2 separate regions of the Mus musculus genome follow, and region 1 is linked to region 2. Evidence: chromatin loops called from intact Hi-C (ENCODE). Cell type or tissue: heart. All regions are shown on one strand. Links, peaks and the distances in the headings refer to the core of each region. The heading gives the core; the rest is flanking DNA. Region 1 holds the start of Laptm4b (lysosomal-associated protein transmembrane 4B). Region 2 holds the start of Matn2 (matrilin 2).

Region 1 (12,467 bases), core at 4,210-9,209, 69 kb before region 2:
TCTGCACATAAGGCTCTGAATGGTACCTCTGCACATAGGGCTGAGGTGCACTAGGACCCTGAAGCCGACAGTCCAGAGGCCGAGCAGCAAGCTGTCTTTCGCCAGCCGCTTTTTGCCTTTTTCTGGACTGAGTAACTCGCTTTTTATCTTGCTGGTACCTTTCTCCCTTATAACGAACTGCTTCCTCCTCCAAGTCCGTTTCTTCAGAGGAGCTAAGTCCTTCATCTGATTCTGGGCTATTAAGAGCTAGCCGCTTAAACTCATCTAGTGGCGGGTTTAGGTTCCTTCTCCTAGAAACCTCCGCTGATTGATCTTTTTTCTTTTCTTTTTCCTTCTCCTTCCTTCCAATCTCTCCCCAGGTATTCTTCCCTGACATTAACTTTTCCTCGGGTTCAAGACCCGTGGAAAGGCCTGTATGCTTAATTGGTGCACCATGTTTCCTCTTTGCTTCTACTCTCTCTCCCCACTTTACTTCTGATAGACTGTCTTGAATTTCGTCCAGAATTCTCTGCCCTGCCTTAACCACTTGTTGACATGTGAAAAGGAACAAAAAGGCTTCTAACACTGGAGAAAGTTCAAGGCCAGACATACCTCGTAAAGCTGTAATTTGTCCCGCAGTTCTGGTTCCGCCTCGCGAATGAGGGATCTCCCTTGCACCCATGTGATGGTAGTTCCCGGGTTTCTCGGTGCCACTTATTGCCTGAGCTTTTGTCCCCGCCGGCAAGAACACACTCAGGACAACCGGAATCTTCTGCGGCAAAGCTTTTATTGATTACTTATCAGGAGGGAAGACCCCGAACCGGGAAAATGGAGCTGCTTATATAGCCCGCAGCATGACGTTTCAGTACCTAATGTGGCATGACAGCTCCTGATTCGTTGCTCACCCATCACCCCATTACTACGCAGTGAGCTGGGCAGTGACTAGGCGTGAGTTCACTCTTGCACTTGCGCATAAGGCTTGTTTACTAGTTAGGCGCAGTGGAAGCCAGCGCCATCTTATAATGGCGATTGCTCACAGCACGCACGCGATTGCTCGCGGCTCTCCACAGTCTTTGTTTTGTACTAAGCTAAATTCTAAGAAACAGCTGAAAGCCCACAAATGCTTTCTGGCCCCAGGTGGCCTGGATTAACTTAAACCACAATATTCCAGCTTCATAGGTTAGTTCTCAGCAGGGACGGGGAGGGGCTTCCAGCATACCCATCAAGGGACACCCCCCCCCACAAAAAAAAAAGAAAGCCACATGAAATACCAGGTGTGAGATATACATAAACTTGATTGGATGCCTTTCACCTCTCCTAATCCTCAGCTTTCTCTCTTAAAAGGTTGTTCTGTCCTGCGCCCCCACCACTGGCATGGTTTGGATCCTGAACACAGTCATCTCTCTGATAGATCAGCTTTTTGAAAAAAGATGCTTTTGCGGCCTCAAACTTGGTCTTCATAGTGTATTATTCCCCAATTCTCAGACCCAAGCAACTGTAGGTTCAAAAACATATTTTGCAAGGCATATCAGGTTTAGGAAACAGAAACTTATTCGTAACTAGAAATTGAAGCCTATCCTATAGGGTGTGGGAACTCAGAACAACCTGCTCTGGTCTCATAGGTCATACTCTGAAGTTCTGATAATCAGCTCAGGAAATGGATCCCTGGTTTATTTGGAGGATGCATGAAGATCTCTAAGATTTCCTTTGTTTCATCTAGAAGTAAAACAGACACTTAGAAGTTGTTTTCAGCCAGGCGTGGTGGTGCACGCCTTTAATCCCAGCACTCGGGAGGCAGAGGCAGGCGGATTTCTGAGTTCGAGGCCAACCTGGTCTACAAAGTGAGTTCCAGGACAGCCAGGGCTATACAGAGAAACCCTGTCTCAGAAAAAAAAAAAAAAAAAAAAAAGAAGTTGTTTTCAGGGGCCAGGCTATAGCTCAATTGGTAAAATGACTGGAACACAGGAAGTCCAGGTTCACTGTGTACTACCTCCAATCTTAGCACTTGGGCTGAGAGACAGGAGGATCAGGAATTCAAGATAACAAAGTAGTTAGTTTGAGGTCAGCCTGGAATTTATGATACTTTGTCTAAAATGGAGGAGTCACTGAAGAAGGAGTCAGAGGAGTAGTTGGAGTGGAGGCTGCAGCATGACTCCTCAGGTGCACACACAGGAAACTGAGGCTAGGATGAAGGCTTGGAATCAATCATCATTTATTCTCTTTAAATTTTCTATTATTTTTCTGTGTATGAGTTTTTACCTGCTTGTCTATATGTGTTCTCGTGCATTTACATGCCCATGGAGGCCAGAAGGTGGTGTTGGATCTGGAACTGGAGTTAGCAGGAAACCACCAAATGTGGGTGCTAGGAACTGAACCTGTTCTGTAGGAACAGCCAATGCTCTTAATGTCTTCACACAACTTTACACGACTTCCAGGAGCAGAATTGAGACTATGATTAGGAGACTACGTCTTGACCAAGACTGCTTAACTATGCCCCAGTTTTCCTTCTATCTAAATCTAAAGCTCATGTCAGTAGCCCAGACAGACCTGGGATCTCTGGACTCCTCGATTTGTCCCTACTCCAAGTGTGGTCACTACGATGAAGCTCTTCTCTCTGCCTTTCACTATCATCTCTCTTTAATTGGCACATTTGGATAAGGGACTGAGTCTAGGCTGACGGGGCTGCTAGACTCCAAACTTTTGACCTAAAAACTATCGTTAGAGGAGGAAGGCAGTATTTTCAACAATGCAGAAGACATTTAAAGGCACATTCCTGGCACAGGTCACAGATATCTTTTCTAACACACACTGGGGAAGCAGTACCTCATTTTAAAGAACTTATGTTTATTTGTGTGTGTGTGTGTGTGTGTGTGTGTACATGTCCTCAATATCAGAGACATTGGATCGCTGTGGAGTTGTTTGTAAAGTGTTTGTAAACTGCCTGTTACTGGTCTTGGGAACTGAATTCAAATCCTTTGCAGGGCGAGTATCTGTTCTTAATCACAGAGCCATTTCTTTAGTCCCCCACCCCTACGCCTGGGGAAAATGGGAGCTTTCTTAATCATCAGCCTTGGAGTGGTGATCCTGAAGACTCTTAGGGTAGAGCTAGGTCAGTGGGAGCTGCTGTAAACCTTTTTCTTTTCTTTTTCTTTTTTTCTTTTCTTTTTTTTTTTTTTTTTTTTTTTTTTTTTTTTTTTTTTTCTCAGACAGTTGTCTGGCTCTGTCTAACTCCTTCAGTTTCCTGCTCTCCCCGCACAAGTCCAGATAGAAGCAATATCTCCATGAAGTTTTATTATAACTAAACTAGTCAATACCTAGTGGAGATTGTTTTCGCCCATTCCTACATTCTGAGTAGCATGTATCTCACACAGGAGATAGCGGATGTCAGCCTCGAGGCTCGAAAACTAGGGGTTTTTATTGAAAAAGGGTCTGGGGCTGGGGAGGAATTGGAGCAGTTACACACAAATGGGCAATTTAAACATCAGAGAGCAGTATGTGATAGTAACACAAATGGGCAATTTAAACATCAGAGAGCAGTATGTGATAGTAACTCTAAAGGGAGGGTGTTTATCTTGGTCGGCAGGACATCTGGCTAAAACCCAAACCATATCAGCAGGTGGTCCATTACTCTGGTCCCTGGGATGGCTTTACAGCCTTTGTTCTTTGCTCTAAGCCCAAAAAGCCCCCCTAACCGGCCAGCCCCATGAGTCATGGACCTTGAATAAACCTTCTAGCTAGTTTTAGTTTCTTTCTTTCATTAGTACCAGATGAGGTGACAAACTGGGGCTGGCATCAGGATAGTATTATGAATCTATATAATCTCCATTTTCATGCTTCACAGAATAGGTATACAAAGTAACATTGTGTCGTTTGGATTTCTGATATGTGCTTTGAAAGTAATTAATAATAGGAAGATTTGAATCCTCTGTAGCAGTGTATGCTAGAAATCTTAGCTCTCTTGAGAGTTTGAGGTAGGAGGTGTTAATCTCAAAAGGGGTTTTTCTACCCCACCTTTGATCATTCAGTTCCGGATAAAAGACAGCTTTTATTATTATAACAAGCCTTAATCATCACTAGAGCAGGGCAGGTATGTACCCTCGATGCTGTTATACCTGTTTCCCTGTCAATAACCCCACAATATGACTTGCCATGCTTCATCTGGGTTGTTCTTAACTCCAGCTGGCCAGGCCTCATAGCCATGATTATATGACTTACTTAACCCATAGCATCTTCTCTCTCTCTCTCTCTGTCTGTCTATTTTTCTCTGTGTCTCTCTCTCTCAATTCTGCCTATCTCAATTCTGCCCAGCTATAGCCCATAGGCATCTTTATTTTCCAATCAGGGATAACTTGGGAGGCAAGGTCACACAGGATTCCTTGGTCTCTGCACAGATTCTCTTCCTGCTGGAGGCAACCAAGCCTTTGGGCCAGTGTTTAGCATTACAATACATAGCAAAGGACCAACCTGTCAACCAAGGAGGCCTAGACAGGGCTACTTAGTCAGATTGTCTCGAAAAGAAAAAAAGAAAAAAGAAAAAACAGAGAAGGGAACATAAAGGAAAGGTTTTGGGAGACAAAGAAGTTTCCAGTTCTAAAATCCTAGAGGAAAATATCTAAATTGTTTACAGAAGACAACATAAAGACAGTGAGGCATGGAAGAGTAGACTCTATCAAGTTGCGGGGCAAAATGGCTGAGGTCAGGAAGCTGCTCTGCATCCTGGACAGGAAAGGACAATTGTGCCCTGAGGCTTCTAGGGATGAAAATAAAGCACTTTCTCAAATAATGGCAGTACTGCAAATAGTGGCATCGTGCAAATCTCAGTGGCACATGCACAGCCCTTGGGAGGCAGAGGCAGGAGATCTGGAGGTCCCTCTGGTCTACAGAGCAGAGGGAGTCAGGACTACACAGTGAGTCTCTGCTTCAAAAAGCCCCAAACACAAGTTACAGGGAGAAGCCCAGTTCTCTCTGCTGTTGTTTGGTTGGAGACAAGGCCTCTAAACTTAGCTCTGTCTGACCTGGAACTCACCATGAAGACCAGGTTGGAATCAAACTCACGGAGATCTACTTGCCTCTGCCTCCGCCCTTCTGAGTGCTAGGATCAACGATGTGAGCCCCCATGCCTGGCCCAGTTCTTGTTTTTCCGGCAACACTCTTTTGCATTCCAGTAATCTTTTGCACTCCAAAGATCCTGTAGCTGTTTGGTTTACCTACCAAGCTTCACCTGCGCACATTTTCTTCAGCTAGTGTCTATTCTATATTTTAAAATCTATAGCAATTTGGCTACTGTGACTTCATATCTAGAATAGTAAATTTTCTGAAATATAAAATTCATCTGAATCAATGTGTCATTTGCTTAATAAATTTGAAATCTTTGTGGGAAAAGAAGAGAGAGGGCAGTATCTATGTTAATTTTGAATTTTCAGAGTCTTTCAATGCAGTATTCCTCAGTCTGTATTACTATCCCTTTCCTGAATACTAATGTTTGTGGTTTTGTTCACTAATGGCTGTGGGCATAATTATATACTCTTTTTGCAACCCTGAGGATGGAGCTCAGAGCCTCCTGCATCCTGAGATAACACTCCACATGAGAGGAAAGCCCCAGCCCATAACTAACAATAGACAATCCCAGAGAGAAAATTATCTTTAATGTTACGAAGAAAAGAAACAAATACCGAGCTTTTCCAATTCCTCCCACAACAGTTATCCTGCTTGTATCTTTGCTCAAGGACCTACACGTGGTATCTCTGGGAATAGAAGCCAAGTTTAAACTAGAGTGTGGTAGATGCACGTCTTTGTGAAACTAACCAATCTTGAACCATCTTTCATCTTATTTGACATGTACTTTAATTTAAATCGAACCCATTTTAAAACTTTTTTAAATTTTTGTTGTTTTTCAAGACAGGGCTTCTCTGTATAGCTCTAGTTGTCCTGGAACTTACTCTGTAGATCAGGCTAGCCTTGAACTCAGAAATCCACCTGCCTCTGCATCCCAAGTGCTGGGATTAAAGGCATGCGCCACCACTGACCGGCCAAATTGAACCCATTTTATTTCTTGTTCTAATCCTGAAATAAAACTTTCACATGGTCTCTTTTTTTCCCTTCCTTCCTTTCCTTCCTTCCTTTCTTCCTTCCTTCTTTCCTTTCCTGAAACAGGGTTTCTCTGTGCAGTTTTGGCTGTCCTGGAACTTGCTCTACAGACTAGGATGGCTGTCCTGGAACTTGCTCTATAGACTAGGATGGCTGTCCTGGAACTTGCTCTATAGACTAGACTGGCTGTCCTGGAACTTGCTCTATAGACGCTGGCCTGCCTCTGTCTCCTGACTGCTGAGATTTAAAGCGTGCACCACCACCAATGCCCGGCTTCACACGAACTTTTAATTTAAGTTATCAGAGCTTCTTAGCTAGCACTGTGGTCATCAAAGGCTAAACTTGGATCCTATCCAAAACAGCAGCTGGAGGGACATCCCCCGCCCCCAGACCCTAGTCCTCTGCCTGGGCTCTTTCAACGCTGTGTATTGTGACTTGCATAGATCTTTTGGCAGTAATTGTTTTTTTGTTTTTGTTTTACTAGAACTTCAGTCATTATTAAAAATGCCACGGAAGCACAGTGAGGATGCCCTTGACACACATTCTATTTTCTGGGAAAAGATTGCTACTAAAGTAATTGAGCTGGGAAGCTGAGATAAATTGCTCTCTGCGGGTTCCGCAGTGGTTCAAAGTACCGCAGTTGACTGGAATAATCATTCTAAGCAGTTTTCCTTCCTTCCGCCAGTTTGCAAGATAACTACAATCCTAGCACAGCATTCACCGGTTATTTGCAAGCTAGATGTGAGGCAAACACAGCTGGAATGAATCTGAATCCTAACCAAAGGTGCACCCCATTTCCGGAGGAAAATTCTGGAGACTCCCTCAGGGTCCAGCAAGGAAGCATTTATTTGGCGCAGCGCTCCCAGCGCCCGCAGCTGGCTGGAGCCGGTGGTGACATCACGAGCCCGGGCAGGCCACGTGACCCACGGCTTCTCCTCCCCCCTGCCTCCTAGCGTCGCCGCGGTCTTCGAGCCCAGTGTCCCGTCGCAGCGGCCACTCGGAGCTCTCGGTACAGTGCAGAGCCAAGGGTCGGGCGAGCGGTCCGAGGGTCGGGGCGGCCAAGGAGAGGGGCAGGAGCAGCGGACCCAAGACGAAGCGAGCGACGCTCTCACAAACTTCCACGAGCGCCGGAGCTATGAAGATGGTCGCTCCCTGGACTCGGTTCTACTCCCACAGCTGCTGTTTGTGCTGCCATGTCCGCACCGGCACCATCCTGCTGGGCGTCTGGTACCTGGTGAGCGCGCCCTGGCGTCGAGGGAGCCCCCGGGGTCCCCACGCGCGCCGCTCACCCCGCGCCACTAAGTCGCTTCTAGGTCGGCGTCGGTCTGGGGGCCGCCCGCGATCATCCGCCTAAAGTTGTATTATTAGAAAGTTAATTCTCGGGGAGAGCCGGGCTGCAGTGGCGGGGGCATGTGGGGCCGGGCGGGGGGGGGTGGGGCACCGGGCCCTGCGAGGTGCGGGCCGGGCATGTTCACCCCCGGGACGCACCACGGCTACACAGCGTTCGCCCTCGCGAGTTCGCGTCCGAGCAGAAACGGTTGGGAAATTCTTGTTCCTCTCGAGAGGATTTTCCTGCGTACGCCTGTTTAAAGCTCTTACACAGGGAAGGTACCCAAGTGTGCCTGTGTTCCAGTTGGCTTGGAGAAGCCATCTTAACAACCACTCAGGTTCCTGCCCGAGGACAGGTGATCCCTCTGAATAGGCACGGCGGGCAAATTTAGTTTTCTTTAAAAATGGCCTTCAGGTTGGCGCTCACATTTGTGTCAAGAACAAACATGTGATTCTCTGGGGCAGCGAGTTAGCTTGATGGATTCTTGCCCTGTGGCGCTGGCTGCCCTTGGTTGGTGGTTGGCAGCCTTGGACTGAGTCGGATTCCTCAATATTTTGGATTTTGTGACATCATTTTAGAGAGATCCGAGCTACTTGCTGCAGAACAACGAAATGTAGTTGAAAGTGGTAGTTAAGTGGCATATAAAACTTTTTAGTTAGAACATATTCTTAGCTCCCTTTGATAGTTTAAAAAGATATTCAGTATTGAATTGTAAACTGCCTTGTGCCATTTTAAACAATGCATTCCCCTTCCACGTGATGTTACAGTTCTATTTATAGTCTCAAGTTTTCTTTAGTTGGGTCCATTATGGCCGCATAATAGAATTTTTTAGTCTTAAAAGCTTTCCAACAGACCTTTGGTATATGTGGGTTCTGGCTGTTCAGTGTGAATGCAAATTGAACATTAATGTATTGGCTCAGCCCTGACTTTTCTTAAAGCCAAGGAATTTACAGGAATTTAAAACCATAGTTGGAGTGTGGAAAGTGGCCTCAGGAAGTGCTTTTATCGATGGCCAGTCAGGGCAGAAGGTGGGCTGCAAATGTCTGTGTCCTCCTTGGAAGTGTTCAGATCTGCAGGCTTGCAAGGGCTTCAGTGGATGCAGTTGGTAAAATCTAGGGCATTGCATTAGGCAAATGTACTACATGATCTACGGGAGATATAAATCTACTTTAGTCTTGTTGGCAGTCATCCAACCATGCTGTATTGGTGTGTCAAAAGCAGACTTCCCCCTCCGTAGGCTTCCTTTCCTGTAAGAGCCTGCCCTTTGTGAGGCATACGCTTCCAAGGAGACCAGAAAAGCTTAGGTACTCACCACATCTATATAGAAATCTTTTCTATTCCTATTGAAAATTTCTTGTTCACTAGTTGAGTTCCCTTATAGTTTTAAATACAAATCTGTTATCTAAGACCTTAATTTCCATTTAAAAAGGTCAACATGGTGAGGGCCTAAGGCCTAAGGAAAAATGAGGTACCTACCTACCTCTCCTTCCTACAAGCACCCCCCCCCCATCTTCTCACCCTGTCTCACCTGCCACGTGGTCATGTATAAAAAGAGTTTTCAGTGTAGACTGAGCCCCAACACAGCGTACTACATGATCTACGGGAGAGAAATACTTGAGCCCTGTAGTTGTCAGGTATCCAACCATGCTATATTGGTGTGTCAAAAGCAGACCGCTCCAAATGAAAATTTTGTGTTTCGTATCCCTGCTTACTGACTAGGGCTTACTAGTATTACCCTTTTACTAACTAACTAGGTCCTGCATGCTATGTACTGTGTTCAGTAAGCTAAATTTAATTTTCTAGGGATGAAATTAGAGGCTAAGAGCTTGTGGTTTATTTACAGTCCTTGGTTACAGCTCATGTGATAATCCGTATTTCTTTAAGCCTTTAAAAAGTTGTTGTTTTGCCTTGACTATCAAAGGTTTTCAGGAATAAAACATTGATTTGGCTACTAGAGTTTTCCCTCTAATAAATTCCATTCACATATGTGAGATCCACTTGTTACTTGTACAGTTCATTGACAATGACACCAACGTTACTAATCCATATCCCTAAGAAGGTCTGAAACCTCACAGGATTTTCTCTGTCTCTTCCTGGTCCTAGTCAGTGTGTTGGGGTAGGGGCGTAGGCCACTCTACAGACAGGGTCTTATGGTGTGCACCTGAGTTCTCTTCTTGTTCCTTTCATTTAGAAGGCATGATTTTTTACTTTCCTAGTGTTGGAATCTGTAATTGGCTTATGTTTGACTGCTTAACATATCTTAGTCTGTGAATAGACCACATCTTTGTTGTGCATGGAGCTGTTTTAGTTTGGGGCTATTATATGTATATTCAACTCTTCTGAACATTCTTAAGCAATGTTGCTAGACATACGTTTGTATTTCCATTGGGTGGAGCTGTTGCTCATTGGGTGAGGTATGTTTGGCTTACCCAGTGCTAGCCAGTTTTCCAATCTGGTTAGTTCTACCAGTTTGTTTTATTTACTACTAGTGTATGAAGTGCTGATGGTCTCATGGGCCACGGTGTTTGGTGCTGTCAGTCTTAGATTTTAGCATTCCAAGTGGCATGTAGTGCTACACTGCTTTAATTTGCAGGTCCCTCATGAAGAGTGATGTGGAAGAGTTTGACTTTGTTTATGAATCAATTGCATGTCATATAATTTTTATTGGGCTGTCTCATTAATTTGTAGAAACTATTTATGTACTTAGATACCAATTTTTTTTGTTAAATATGTACATGTGACTATAATGTCCCAGACTGTACCTTGTACAAGGTCTTTCTATGTAGTCACAGCTGTCCTGGAACTTGCTTTGTAGACCAGGCTGGCCTCAAACTCACAAGAGATTTGCTGTGTGCCTCTAGTGCTGATGAGATTAAAGACTATGTGCAGCCTGTATGCTCCCTCCCTCCCTCCCTCCCTCCCTGTTCCCTCCCTCCCTCCTTCCTCCCTCCTTCCTTCCCTCCTTCCTCCCTCCTTCCTTCCCTCCTTCCTCCCTCCCTTCCTTCCCTCCTTCCCTTTTTCCCTTTTTTTCCTTCCTTCCTTCCTTCCTTCCTTCCTTCCTTCCTTCCTTCCTTCCTTCCTTCCAGACAGGATTTTTTTGTGTAGCAGCCCTGGCTGTCCTGAAACTCACTTTTTAGACTAGGCTGGACTCATAACTCAGATTCACTCACCTTTGCCTCTAAAGTGCTGGGATTAAATGTGTGTACCACCATGCCAGGCCTCATTTTCTTAATGAGACATTTTGGTGATTAGGAGCTCAAAAGTTCAATTTGTGAAGCTTTTTCTTTAAAAGTTAATACTTTCTGTATCCTATGAAATCAAAGGGTATAAAGATTTTTTTTCCCCTTGAAGCTCTGTGGTTTTAGCTTTTCTGTGAGATAGGAGCTGACATCCATTTTTTTTTTTTTCAAAAAGACCCTTTAAGCTGAGTATGGGAGCACATGCCTGTGCTCTTGGCACTCAGGAGACTGAATCAGGAGGATAGCTGTGAGTTTACAATAGCCTATTAAAATTAAAACCTCGAGAAAGAGAGAAATGTGTAGTTGATTGACTGCTGTGTGTTCTGGAATTTTCTCTCTCTCCATTACAGTAGAATAATTGGTCCCCTGTATTCAAGGGTTTGGGGATGTATCTGTAATAAATGTATGCAATCCATCATTAATTAAATAATACAGTATAATTATGTGTCATTTTACATAGTATTATTAGTTATAAGTAAGCGAAACATGAGTTCTAAAAGAAGATATGCTAGGTTCTAGGCAAATGTTGAGCCATTGTATGTAAGTCTTAAGCATCGAAGGGTTCTGCTACACTCCCCACTGCCCAGGTTTTCCCATACTCGAATATCAGGCCATCCATTTAGACTTTCCAGCTCAATGCCTCTGATTTTACTTTAAAAAAAATTATGTGTATGAATGTCCATCAGCGTGTGTGTATGTGCATACAGTTCTCAGAGGTCGAAAGAGGGTCACAGTTACAGGTCCTCTGGCACTTGGATAGCTGTGATCTATGGTGGGTCCGGGGAACCAAATCCTAGTTTTTTCCAAGAGCACTAAGTGTTTTTAAGTGTTGAGCCATCTTTCCAGTCCTGTCTACTTCTGACACCTTAATCTCTTTATTACAGCTCTGCATCTTGTTGACTTTTCTGTTTGGGTCTCTTGCCCATCATTTCTCTTTCTGAGAATGCTCTGATTAGCTCTCACTTTACTACTGAAATATGACTGATCTGTCTTAAACATTTAGCATCTCTTCACCCCCTTCTCTTCCAGATATCCTTCTTAAAAAGACTTTTTTTATTTATGTGTGTTTATCTGTGCCATGTGTGCAGAAATCCCTGGAAGCCAGAAGAGAGTCCCTGAAGCTAGAAATATAGGCTGTTGTGAGCTCCCAGTGTGGGTGCTGAGGACCTGCTCAGATCCATCCACTGGAAGAGCAGGAAGTCGTCGCTTCCGCCCTGGATGTACTTGTTTGTTTGTTTGTTTGTTTTTAAAAGATTTATTTTATGTAATTGAGTACACTGTAGCTGTCTTCAGACACACCAGAAGAGGGCATTGGATCCCATTAAAGATGGTTGTGAGTCACTATGTGGTTGCTGGGACTTGAACTCAGGACCTCTGGAAGAGCAGCCAGTGCTCTTAGCCACTGAGCCATCTCTCCAGCCCCCCTGAATACACTTTTAAATACAAATGGCTATGACAGTTGCACGCTGTCCTTTTTTTTTTTTTTTCATCTAGAATATATTCACTGGGTAGGTGGCAGTGATCAGCTTACAGGCTGTGAAAGGTCAGGATAGTTGGACTTACTAGCCTTGCCAGCTGGGTCAAGCCTGATGCATTTGGCTTTTGCCTATGAAATTGGCATCCCTTTTAGCAGGCTTTCCTGTCCCCCTTTTAACTTTATTTTTCTTTCATTGTATTTATTAGTATTATTGTTGTTGTTAATTTGTTTTTTGTTTGTTTGTTTTTGTTTTTTGTTTTGAGACAGGGTTTCTCTGGGTAACCTTGGCTGTCCTGTCTTGCACTATACATCAGGCTGGCCTTGAACTAGGAGATTTGTCTGCCTCTGCCTCCTG
Region 2 (12,467 bases), core at 2,605-7,604:
ATTTATTCTTCCATGTATACTTAAAAACACTTATTAAGTTTCCCAGGCTAGAGACCACAAGAAAGGAGCAGGAAGAGAAAAAATCCTGCTGTGTGTTTCATCCGAGAACATAAATGGCCCAAGGCAGGAAGAAATTCTGCACCAGAATTTATAAAATGTTTTTTACTATAACCTTGTTTCTCTAAGGTGGGTCGATGTGTCTATTTAAAAATCTCTCAAACTTGGTGTTTGAGACATTAGTCTCAGCATAAAAGGTAGGAAGAGACCTATGAGTTTGAGGCTAGCATGGTGAGTTCCTAGCCAACCACAGTGAGAACCTGTCTAAAATAAGTGTTCTCTCTCTTTCTCTCTCTCTCCCTCTCCCCTCCCCTCTCCCCCTCCCATCCCCCACTCCCCTCTCCCCTCTGTGTGTGTGTGTGTGTGTGTGTGTGTGTAGTGATAGCTCAGCAATTAAGAACACTGTCTGCTCTGGCAGAGGACCTGGGTTTGATTCCCAGCATCCACATGGTGTCCTAAAACTATCCATAACTCCAGTCTTCAGGGGATCTGATGATTCCTCTTCTGACTTCCAAGGGCACTAGGCATGCATGCAGTGCACAGACAGGCATGCAGACAAAACAAAACACACACATTAAAAAATAAATCTTGAAAAACATCCATATTGAGTCCTTAATAAGTTTAAGGCCTATGTGAAATTACTGCCCCCACCCCCACCCCCAGTCCCAAATAAACCTTTTGTTAGCTTGCTTTCTATTGCTGCGATAAACAATCAAAAGCAACTTCAGGAGGAAAGGGTTTATTTGGCCTAGATAACTGGGGTCTCAGTCCACTGAGGGAAGCCAAGACAGGCACTGGGAGGCAAGAACTGAAGCAGAAACCCTGGTCACTACATCTCTCCAGGGCTTGCTTTTGTTTGTTTGTTTGTTTGTTTGTTTTTTCAAGATAGGGTTTCTCTGTGTATCTTTGGCTGTCCTGGATCTCGCTCCATAGACCAGGCTGACGTCAACTTTAGACATCCACCTGTCTGTGCCTTCCAAGTGCTGGGACTAAAAGGTGTATGTTGCTATGCCAGTCCAGCTTGCTTTTTTTTTTTTTTCGAGACAGTGTTTCTCTGTATAGCCCTGGCTGTCCTGGAACTCACTTTGTAGACCAGGTGACCTCAAACCCAGAAATCTACCGGTCTCTGCCTCCCAAGTACTGGGATTAAAGGCATGCGCCACTACCACCCGGCTCAGCTTGCTTTTTAAATACAGCTCAGGACTACCTGTATCAAGTAGGTAAGATGGACCCCAGCACAGACCCTCAGCAGAGATGGAATGGACAGATGATATGCAGCATAGGTACAAATGTGTGATCAGTTATCTCATGAGGTCTAGCATACTGTTGCCTTCATTCTTGTGTGCATATGTGGGTCCCCATATGAACTAGACACCTTAGCACAGTGTTCCTTCTGAATAAGGTTTCCTTGAGTCCATAGTAGAGCCTCAAACACAGAAGGCAGAGTTGGTTGGCCCTTCCCTCCGACAGCCCTTCTCAGTAACTTGCATTTATCCCCTTGCCCTACACACAAGGTACCAGCGAGGTAAATCATTGTTCCAACTGTGCATATCAGGACACCGAGCTTTGTTTGATTTGCTGAGGTGTTTGTTTGTCTGGTTTGGTTTGGTTGTTGCTGTTGTTGTTTTGCACACCTGAAGAATATCCCATAAAGTAGAGCAACTCATTTAACCCATTTGCCTGGCCCCCAGCCTTGCTCCACCCACAGACTTCCTATTCTGAAGAATCCCCATAGAACTCCCTGGGGGGAAACACCCACTTTAGCTGGCACAGACCAAATAATGGGATCATTAGTAAGTCAGAGTCTTCTTAAAATTGGAAGGATTTCCAAATAGCTATTTGTTTCCCTGGTAAATTATTGGATCCTATGGGTATCTTGGGATAGACACACATTTGAAATATGTTTCCATAATTTATAACTTAGCTTTTCCAACTTCTTGGGTGTTTTCACTGTCTGTAAGGAAGAATTTTCTGCTGTGGGATCCAAGACCAAACATTTCCTGGAGACTTTGTTCTGTTTTCTGACCTTCATCTTCTTTCTTCTAAAGACTGAAGAAGAAATTTCTGACCAGTGCAGGCTGTCAGCAGCAGCCTGTGGCCCAAGGTTCAGGTAAGGAACACAGGGCCATGAGGCCCTGGTTATTTCTGGGCAGTAAGGCCAGAATGTGTTAACCCTTTGTTTTATGGGGTTTTATTGTGTTGTTGGTTTGTTTGTTGTTTTTGACTGCCTCTCTATGTCACCCTAGCTGGCTCAGAACTCACCATGTAGGCCAGACTGCCCTCAAACTCAGAGACCCATCTTTATTCCTGAGTGCTGAGACTAAAGGTGTGCACCATCACAGTGGCCTTGACTGAGATTTTATTTATTCATTTATTTTATGTATATACACTGTAGCTGTCTTCAGACACACCAAAAGAGGACATCAGATTCCATTACAGGTAGTTGTGAACCACCATGTGGGTGCTGGGAATTGAACTCAGAAAGAACAGTTAATGATTTTAACTGCTGAGCAATCTCTCCAGCCCCATGGCTGAGACCTGGAGCTCTTTATAGAAATAGGTCTTGCAGAATAGGTCTTGTAGATGACATTTGTTTGTATTCTAAGATTTGAAACTAGTTAGTTCTGATTTTCTCTGATGGTTTGTTAAAATCTGGATGGGGGTGTATTGGCTTAGCAATTGGGTGATAGAATTAGGGTTGTTGCTGCTTTGTTTTGTTTTGTTTTGTTTTGTTTTGTTTTGTTTTGTTTTGTTTCGAGACAGGGTTTTTCTGTATAGCCCTGGCTGTCCTGGAACTCACTCTGTAGACCAGGCTGGCCTCAAACTCAAGAAATTTGCCTGCCTCTGCCTCCCAAGTGCTGGGATTAAAGGGGTGCGTCACCACTGCCCGGCTTGTTGTTTTTTTATTTAAAAGATTTATTTTATTTATGAGCGCTCTATCTGCATGTACATATGCATGCCAGAAGAGAGCATCAGATCCTATTGTAAATGGTTGTGAGCTACCAAGTGGTTGGTGGGGACTGAAATCAGGACCTCTGAAGAGCAGCCAGTGCTCTTAAGCCCTGAGCTATCTCTCCAGCCCCAGAATTAGGGTTTTTATTAGGAGATAGATGTCTGGTCTGCTGTAGCATCCTGCCATCCCAGATTGGTAATCCCAGAGTCTGGGAGTTAGCTCGGTTCCCTGCTACTGATCAGTCCTGTTTTCTCTCTGTCTCTCCTAGGATGGCCACTATCTCAGGTAATGTTTCCTCTCTTAAGGAAGTTATAGAAATCCTCCCTTCTGGGCTGGAAAGATGACTCAGCAGTTAAGAGCACCGACTGCTCTTCTGGAGATCCTGGGTTCAAATCCCAGCACCCACATGGTGGTTCACAACCATCCGTAATGACATCTGACGCTCCTCTGCTGTGTCTGAAGACAGCTACAGTGTACTTATATATAGTAATAAATAAATGCTTAAAAAAAGAAATCTTGCCTTCTATAATTTTTTATTAGATATTTTCTTCATTTACATTTCAAATGCTATCCCCAAAGCCCCCTATACCCTCCTCCTGCCCTGCTCCCCAACCCACCCACTCCTGCTTCCTGGTCCTGGCATTCCCCTGTACTGGGGCATATGATCTTCGCAATACTAAGGGCCTCTCCTCCCATTGATGGCCGACTAGGCCATCCTCTGCTACATATGCAACTAGAGACACAGCTCTGGGGAGTACTGGTTAGTTCATATTGTTGTTCCTCCTATAGGATTATAGACCCCTTTAGCTCCTTGGGTACTTTCTCTAGCTCCTTCATTAGGAGCCCTGTGATCTATCCAATAGATGACGGTGGGCATCCACTTCTGTATGTGCCAGGCATTGGCATAGACTCACACAAGAGAGCTATGTCAGGGTCCTGTCAGCAAAATCTGTCTGGCATATGCAATAGTGTCTGGGTTTGGTGGTTGTATATAGGATGGATCCCCGGGTGGGTCAGTTTCTGGATGGTCTTTCCTTCTGTCTTAGCTCCGAACTTTGTCTCTGTAACTCCTGTCTCTGTAACACAATGGAGTACTACTCAGCAATTAAAAACAATGAATTCATGAAATTCTTAGGCAAATGGACGCATCTGGAGGGTGTCATCCTGAGTGAGGTAACCCAATCACAAAAGAACACACATGGTATGCACTCACTGATAAGCGGATATTAGCCCCAAAACTTAGAATATACAAGATACAATTTGCAAAACACATGAAACTCAAGAAGGAAGACCAAAGTGTGGATACTTTGTTCCTTCATAGAATGGGGAACAAAGTACCCATGGAAAGATTTAAGTTTTTGAGTCTGATCTGAACTAGCATCTTAATGGCCTTTCCCATCCCAGTGGCTGGTCCAGGGCCAGTGGATACTAGTAATATGAATTGGCGCTGGTGGGGCTGTCCTAGACTGCCAAGACAACTTCTGGCTGTGTCATCAGTCATCTTAAGTCTCACCACTTCTTTCTTCATCATCGTGCTCCATGGATGCCTCCCGAAGAAAATGATTCTCAATTCATGTTATATGACTCCAGCTGTGTCTCCTGTTACCAGGAAACCCTCACCCCACTTCACTCCCGCCCCAGACCCACACGCTCCCTAAAGTCTCCAGTTACTCCAACCTCTGGAGATCCATTCATTCCACAGGGACTAGGGATGCACCAGGAGTCTGAGGGTGGCAGCAGGCAAGGAGAGCGTCTTTGGCCCCGAGCTGGGGGCTGCCTGTAGCGTGGGGCAGCTCTGACTGCTGCCTCTCCCCGCCTTCCCCGTCCCCAAAGAGGACACCCCTCCTTCCGCCCGCCCGCTTCCAACCCTTGTACGGCACCGCCTCCTCGCGCCGCCCTTTCAGGGAGCCTCCCAGGCAGCCAGCAAGCGCGGAGAGCGCACTGGGATGGGACTTGAAGGCGGCTTCTCAGGACACGGCGCTGGCGCGGGATTCTTGTTCGCGTCCGGGGATCGGTGCCCAAGGAGCTCTGCGGTCCTCTGCGGGGCGAGGCGGCGGACCACGGAGACTGACACTCACAGCTGCTCCCCTGTCTCTCTTCCCGGGTGTCGGCGGCGGTGGCTGCAGGTGAGCGCGGCGCGCTGACCCGGGAGCAGATGACCCACTGACCGACAGACGCAAAATCTGTCCCTCTCCTGGGGGACCCGCTGTCTCCCTGTGGAGAGTGGGAGAGAAAGGCGGCGCTGCAGGTCCCCTCGGCCGGGAGAAGTCCCGCCACGCCGGGCCAGGCGCGGGACACATGGGGCGGCAGTAGTACCCGAGGGCCCCGCGGGGGCGCTGTGCTTCGCTGCAGGGACACTCAGAACCCCTCCACACTGACCAGGGAATAGGGACTTGTTGAGTGGGTTTGCAGTGACAATCCTATCTACCAGGTAGAAAATAACTTGGTTCCTCCTGTAGGCTGGTACCTCAAGACCAGTGTCATCTAGATTTCCTTTGCTTTCTGTGTCCAGCTCTGGCTTCCTTGTATTTCGGAAGAGGGATAAGAAGAGGGCATTTTGTGTTGCTGGAAAACTGGACGACAGTTTGGGGAGAGGACAGAAAAATATGGGGACAAACCCTTGTAAGGTCTCCCGGAGTTGGTGTTCTGGAGATACTGTACAGTAATCACTGTGGCGCTCCCACAGTGCATCTACAGGATGCAATTCCCATTAGCCTTTGAGGAATGGACAACGAAGCTGTAAGGGTAAAGGACAGAGGTTTGGGAATCAGCAGGCCTCGTTCAAACCCCAGCTGCCAAGTTTACAGGCTGGAGTACTTGGAGACAACCAGCAACACAATGCCTCAATTTTCTCATGCATCTAGAGGGGATTATAATGCCTACAGGATTAAATGAGATTTCATTGAAGTACAGAGAATAGTTCTAAAAGTCTCTTACTGCTAGTGAACTCTGCTACCCACCTTTCTAGAAAAGGAAGGAATCTGTGTGAACACTGAATTCATCCCCTCCCTAATTCTAGGACAAAACCTTTTGAGGGATGCTCTAAGATGGCAGATAATGTATATGTGTTAGTGGAATTTTTGTGCAAATGTCCATTCGAGAACATTCCCTGCCTGCTTGCTTGCTTGCTTTCTTTCTTTCTTTCTTTCTTTCTTTCTTTCTTTCTTTCTTTCTTTCTTTCTTCCTTCCTTCCTTCCTTCCTTCCTTCCTTCCTTCCTTCTTTCTTTCTTTCTTTCTTTCTTTCTTTCTTTCTTTCTTTCTTTCTTTCTTTCTTTTTTTTCAAGACAGGGTTTCTCTGTATAGCCCTGGCTGTCCTGGAACTCACTTTGTAGACCAGGCTGGCCTCGAACTCAGAAATCCGCCTGCCTCTGCCTCCTGAGTGCTGGGATTAAAGGCATGCACCACTACGCCCGGCCCTGCCTTCTTTCAAAGTGATAATTTCACAAAGCCAGCCAAGATACCAAGGTGAGTTTGTAGCCAGGAAGGTTTCCTCTAAGCTTCCTGTTTATTCTGTTTAGAAGGTTTCCTCTAATGTTTGTTCTCTTAGAAACTCCATTGAAGAAGGAAAGGCTGCAGGTTTTCATCTTCTATCTCCCTTCTGTTCCTGCTTTCATTTCAGTTGACAGACTTCAGCTTCAGACCCCCACATAACCAGCCAGATCTCTTCTATAAACCCAGGTTTTGGAGGTTCTGGCTTCCAGAGTCCAGACCCAGGTGGTCAAGAGGCATGGGGCCTGAAGTTCATCGCTGAGGATATCATAGCATAATTGAAACCTGAGACAGCCTTGGATAACAGGCAGGTCAAACTCCTATTAGCTAAGACCACGCATGTCTGACAGCAAAAGGCTAGGTGAAAGCTGAGCATGGTGGTGCATGTCTATAACCCAACACTTGAAATGCAGAGAGGCAGGAGGGTCCGAAGTTCAAAATCATCCTTGATTACATAGTAACTCTAAAACAAACCTGGACTACATGAAACCCTTTCTCCAAAAACCAAAAGGGGAAAAAAAAAAGACAATTGGAATGAGGCTCAAGATTTTAAGAAAGGCAAAGAGATGTTGCTCCTTGAAAGACAAGGAAGAAAAATGAGCCACTGGAGAGTCTGAAAAACAATTTCCAGTTTGCCTAGAAGCAGTTCTTATTGGTAACTGAGAGAAGGCACCGAGATATGGGAGTGTGAAGGAAAGAGGGGGAGAAAGCTTGGTCTCAGGGGAAGCTGAGTGAGTGAGCAGTGACCAAGGAGATGCTGGGATAGATAGAGCTCAATGGAGAGGTAACACCAGCCCCGCCAGCAAGGGCCTTTCCAGAAGTTGCTCTGGCATTTGCTTGCTGGTTCTATCCCATGCACAATCTCCTTTCCCGGGAGTCCCAGTTCTCTGGGGGAAGCTAAGCGGGATTTCCTTCCCTGTCTAAGGGAACAAACACGGGGGATGACATACACAGCTCTAGGGATGGCTGATACCCCAGAGAGTGGTGTACATCGTGTTGCTAGGAAACAGTGCCAGGATGCTCTTCCAAGAGCTCTCAGAACTCCAGCTCATTTTAGCAGTGCCTCAGAGAGTCTGGGTGTGTAAGGCCTAGACTGCAAAATTGGCTGCAGCCATGGAAGAGGTTAGGAGACAGGAAGGAAGCCGAGAGGAAAAAGTGAAGTGTGTGCATTCCTGAATGTGGTCAGGATGCAGAGGGCAGATGGAAACTGGTCTAGGTGTAGACAGCTACTAAGCCAAGGAGTCACTCTGACCATGAAAGGACTTGAGGAAGAGAAGATGAGCTCCTTGCTGGACTAGCTGAGTCAGCAGCCCATCTTCACCTCTAGTTGGAAGTCACAGACAACATGTCAGGTTAACCCAGTAATAACCAGGGTGTGAAGTGTCGAGCTGCCTATGGGTAGTCTTTATGTTCTAGCATGCATTGGCTTCCGGTTTGCTGGCCATGCAGGAGATGGCAGTTCTGATAATAGGTGGAAGGAAGATAGGAAAGGCCCAGCTCTGAGATTTAGTCTCAGCATGGCCTGATTATATGTGAATACTTAGAGTGAAGGACACAGTTGCCGAACTGATGTCATCTCTCTGATTGCCTGAGAGGTTTCGGGGGGCCGGGGGGGGGGTTTCTTCATTGTTTTACCAGTCAACTAGCTCTGAAGCCTTGGAGGGTCTCTAGCTATAAACTTTAGCGTTCTGTTCTCAAAAGTAAGATCTTATCTGCTTTGGTGGGGATCAAGCAAAAATACTTGGTTCCCTGCCTAACCTGTCATAGGCACTAAGCTAACATTAATGTTCTTTCTACTTTTTTCTTTTTTTTTTTTTTAAGATTTATTTATTTATTATATGTAACTACACTGTAGCTGTCTTCAGACACACCAGAAGAGGGAGTCAGATCTCATTACGGATGGTTGTGAGCCACCATGTGGTTGCTGGGATTTGAACTCAGGACCTTTGGAAGGGCAGTCGGGTGCTCTTATCTGCTGAGCCATCTCACCAGCCCCTACTTTTTTTCTTAATTATCTACATTTTTATTGTATGTATTTTGTGTATGTATCTGTGTTAGCACACACATAGAGGTCAGAAGACAACCTGTGGAAGTTCGTTCCCTGCTACCACATGGGTCAGTTTACCCACTGAACCATCCCCCCAGCCTGCCACTTCCTTTTCTTATGTGAATGGGGCTTAGCATTGGCTATAGACTTTTTTAGGAGAGCAGGGTTCTGTGGGTCATGCTTAGGTAGAGATACCACTTTGTTGTCATGCCTCTTACTGATGGTTCATTACATACCAGAGAGTTGTGACACACAAGTGAGGTCCCTTGAATATAGACAGCCAGATCTCTCAAGACCCACAGCTCATTTGTTCTTGACTCTGGAGGGACCCTACTTTTCTGGTGACTCAGATAGTGATGCTTAGAAGGTCCCCAGCTGTTAGAGCAGCCTCCTTTCTCTGTCCCAACCTCTTGGTAAAGCTTCCTAAAAGAACCCATTGTCTCATGGAAAGGAGACAATTGGCTAAAACAAAAGTCAAAGCCTTGCATTATTTCAAAACATTCTTTCTGTGCCCCCTGCTGCTTCACTGGAGGCAGTTTCTCACACAAAAGCTCTCATTTGCTCAGAGTTGAAAGGACTGTCCTTAAAAGTCTTTTAATTTTCCTCTTAGGGATGTTACATATTTTTGAGATGCCAAGAGCTATAAATGCCAAACCAAGAAAGTACCATTGACTTGAGGACATGCATCAACTTATTATTATGTGAAAAATCCATATTGTCTGATTATAATTATATTACATAATATTGCCATTATTATGTATTTATATAGTATCTTTTCTATTTTTATTACCATAAATTAGTGAATATAGTAATGGGTTTCATTACAACTCTTCAGACACATACCCAATGCATTTAGACCATATTTGCCCCCATTATCCTTTCTTGTTCCCTTCCTGATCCCACTGTGTGGTGCATGACCCAACCCCAACCCTCTTTTCTCTCTCTGTCTCTCTCTCCCTCTCCCCCCCTTCTCTCTCTCTCTGGGTTTGTGTGTGTGTGTTTTAAGATTGGTTACAGAAATATGGGGTAAGTTACAATGGCTACACCACTGAATAAAATGTCTCTCTCTCTCCCAACAACCATTAGCTACTTAGAGATCCTTGGGGAGGGGCAGGGTCTGGAAGCTTGTCTCCCCTGCACGGGGTCGGAGGGGGTGGGGCGGATATTAACAGGCCCACCCAACCCTGTGCAGGTCTTGTATAGGTAACCAGAACTGCTGAGAGTTCGCCCATACTATAGCCAGGCCATGCCCAGAAGACACCATTCCACAATATTTCAACCCTTCCTCCTGCTCTTCTTCAATGCCATTTCTTTATTTTATAAATAGCTTTTTTGAAGTTTACCATACAGTGGAATTCATTAATTTTAAAGGGTATGATTGGTAAATTTCAACAAATATGTCACTCCATCATAACCATAACGTAAATGTTCCCATAGCCTCCTAGCTCTTTCCCTTTGGCTGCTCTATGGCTGGTTCCCCTTTCTTACCCACAAGCCCATTGGTTTGTTTCCTACTCTTGTTATGTAGTTCTGCCTTTATTGAATTTCCTCTAGTCAGAGAATTCAGAGCATAGTCCTTTTGTGTCTGCTGCTTTCATTTGGTGTCGTGCTGGGGTTCGGCTAGCAGAGAACCCCTAGTTGCTCAGTAGGAGTTCAGTGTGTGTTTCCCACTCATCAGCGGACCATCTATTGGGTCACTCTCATGCTCAGTGTTGGAAAGCACAACCTCTGCAAGCATCCGGGAAAGAGTTATTGTGTGGATGGATGCTCTTGTCTTCTGACTAAGTGTGTAGGGTCAGGACTCAGAGAGGACAACGCTTCTGTTTTCCTGGGGTTTGAAGGGTTTCTTAGGGTGTGGCCTTTGGTGCTAAAAGTGTGGGTGAATAGAGACAGTGAGTTACCTTTTCCCGTGTTATTTAGCTATAACTTTATGAAGAGCTGTCAACTGTGCTCCAGAATGACACACCGCTTTGCATGCTTACCAACAAATCATGAAGGTTCCAATGTCCTTGCATCTTCTCAACATGGCAGGCATTGTGTTATGGTGGCTACCTAGCAGGTTTCTCATGGTGCCTCATGGTGCCACTGTCTGTGTTTTTTTTTTTTTTTAACAATAAACATTTGAACGTCTTTTCATGTTCGTCCCCTAGTTATCCTCTTGGTAGTGGTTTGAATAGGAATTGCCTCCACAGACTCATCCTGTATTTGAATGCTTGGCCATAAGGACTGGTACTATTAGGAAGTGTAGCATTGTGTGGAGAGCCTCTGTTTGTAGGAGGATGTATATTAATTACTGTGGAGGTGGGCTGTGAGGTCATTTATAGTCTTAAGCTATGTCCAGCGATACAGTCTCCTGCTGTCTGCTGACTCTTAGCTCCTTCTCCAGCACCATGTCTGCCTAGACACTGCGGTGATTCTCACCATGACAATAATGGACTGAACCTCTGAAACTGTAAGCCAGCCCCAATGAAATGTTTTCCTTTATAAGAGTTGCCATGGTCATGCCATGGGTGTCTTCCCACATCAATAGAAACACAAACTAAAACATTCTTCAAACCTTTGCATATTTTAAAGTGGTCCGTTTTTTTATTGAAAAGAGAATACATTTTTATATTAACTATACAAATACTTCATCATATATATATTCATAAATATGTTCTACCAGTTTGTAGCTTACCATGTCATTTCCTTTTGAAATGAGAAAACTTTAAATACTTTCAGATATTTATATATATTTAAAAATTGTGAATTGGAGGCTGATGAGATGGTTCAGTGAATAAAGTTGCCCATTGCCAATCCTGACAACCTAACTTTGATTCCTGGAATTGACATGGTAGAAGGAAAGAATCAAATTTTGCAAGTTGTCCTCTGAGTTTCATGTGCATACTGTAGCACACATGTATCATACATGTGTATACACATACATAAAATAAATAAATGTAAAAAGCTTTTAAAAATTATGAACTTCAATATTGTTTTGTAAGTAAACATATTAGCTGGTTTTATGCTAATGAAATGGCTCACCATGACAAAATTTGTCATGTATCATTCTGTACTGAATGGCTTGTGTGCAGAATGATAAGACTAGCAGCCAGGGCTCTGTAGAGCAGCCTGGACTCAAACAGAGCTTTGCCTGTCTCTGCCTCCTGAGTGTTAGGATTAAAGGTATTTGACACCACCAGGGGCTAAGAAGTTTCTTTGGTAAGAGGTATGAACTAAACTTAACTGTATAAGGATAAATATTTAGAGTATGGTTAGAAACTGTACTGGTTTAGTAAAGTTGTGTTTAACCCATTTTTAACATTACATTGGAACTTGGCATGGTGGTGGGGAGACAAGAGGCAGGAGGATGTCCTTGTGAGCTGGAGGCCAGCCAGAGTTAGATAGGGAGACCCTATCTCAAAAAATAAACTCCAACATCATAGATCAACATGCACACATAATTGGCTGGCATGCAGAATGCAGAATGATAAGAATAACAACAAATATGGCTGGAGGGATGACTCAGTGGATGAAGGTGCTTGTCCCCCACCCTGATAGTGAGTTGAGTTCATAATATATTTTTGTATGGAACAAAGCAGATTGAACTGGACAATATTCTACTACACAAAACAAATCAGAAACAGAAAGATAAATTTCATTAACTCACAGTGATGATACCACACCATCTATGTCGTAGCAAGTTGTGTGATTAATATTGAGTCATTATGAAAACAAGTAATAGCTTTTAAGATGATACAAAGGACCAATGGCTGGAGAGATGGCTCAATTGTTATAGAAAGTATCTAATCCCAATCCAGGATTTCTACCCTGCCTGTAACCATTTAGTTCCTGAATAAAAGACACATGCAATCTCTATGTTTACAAGAAGTCTAATCAACACAAGAGCTGAGCAGATATCTACCCTGTATGCTATTAAAA

What was found. Hi-C counts contacts between places; a loop is a spot of excess contacts. Peaks named below come from ENCODE experiments on the same cell type or tissue, not always from the same donor. Only the 100,000 strongest peaks of a DNase experiment are listed, where the experiment ranks them.
Region 1: a loop joins it to region 2, with 3 times the contacts of the local background. A loop is called at or near these places in 4 of 42 quality-filtered maps.

What each region holds. Positions count from the first base shown.
Region 1 is chr15:34,231,123-34,243,589 of GRCm38, forward strand. It overlaps Laptm4b (lysosomal-associated protein transmembrane 4B), which reads left to right and starts at 6,904. Exons shown (of 7, transcript NM_033521.3): 1 at 6,904-7,300. The coding sequence starts at 7,202. In heart, for the core only: a CTCF peak has its summit at 6,929; DNase peaks (open chromatin) are centred at 6,439, 6,959, 7,759 and 8,569; H3K4me3 peaks cover 2,930 bases; H3K27ac peaks cover 2,198 bases.
Region 2 is chr15:34,301,773-34,314,239 of GRCm38, forward strand. It overlaps Matn2 (matrilin 2), which reads left to right and starts at 4,909. Exons shown (of 19, transcript NM_001358780.1): 1 at 4,909-5,136. In heart, for the core only: a CTCF peak has its summit at 5,339; DNase peaks (open chromatin) are centred at 4,939 and 5,239; H3K4me3 peaks cover 1,258 bases; H3K27ac peaks cover 692 bases; H3K27me3 peaks cover 358 bases.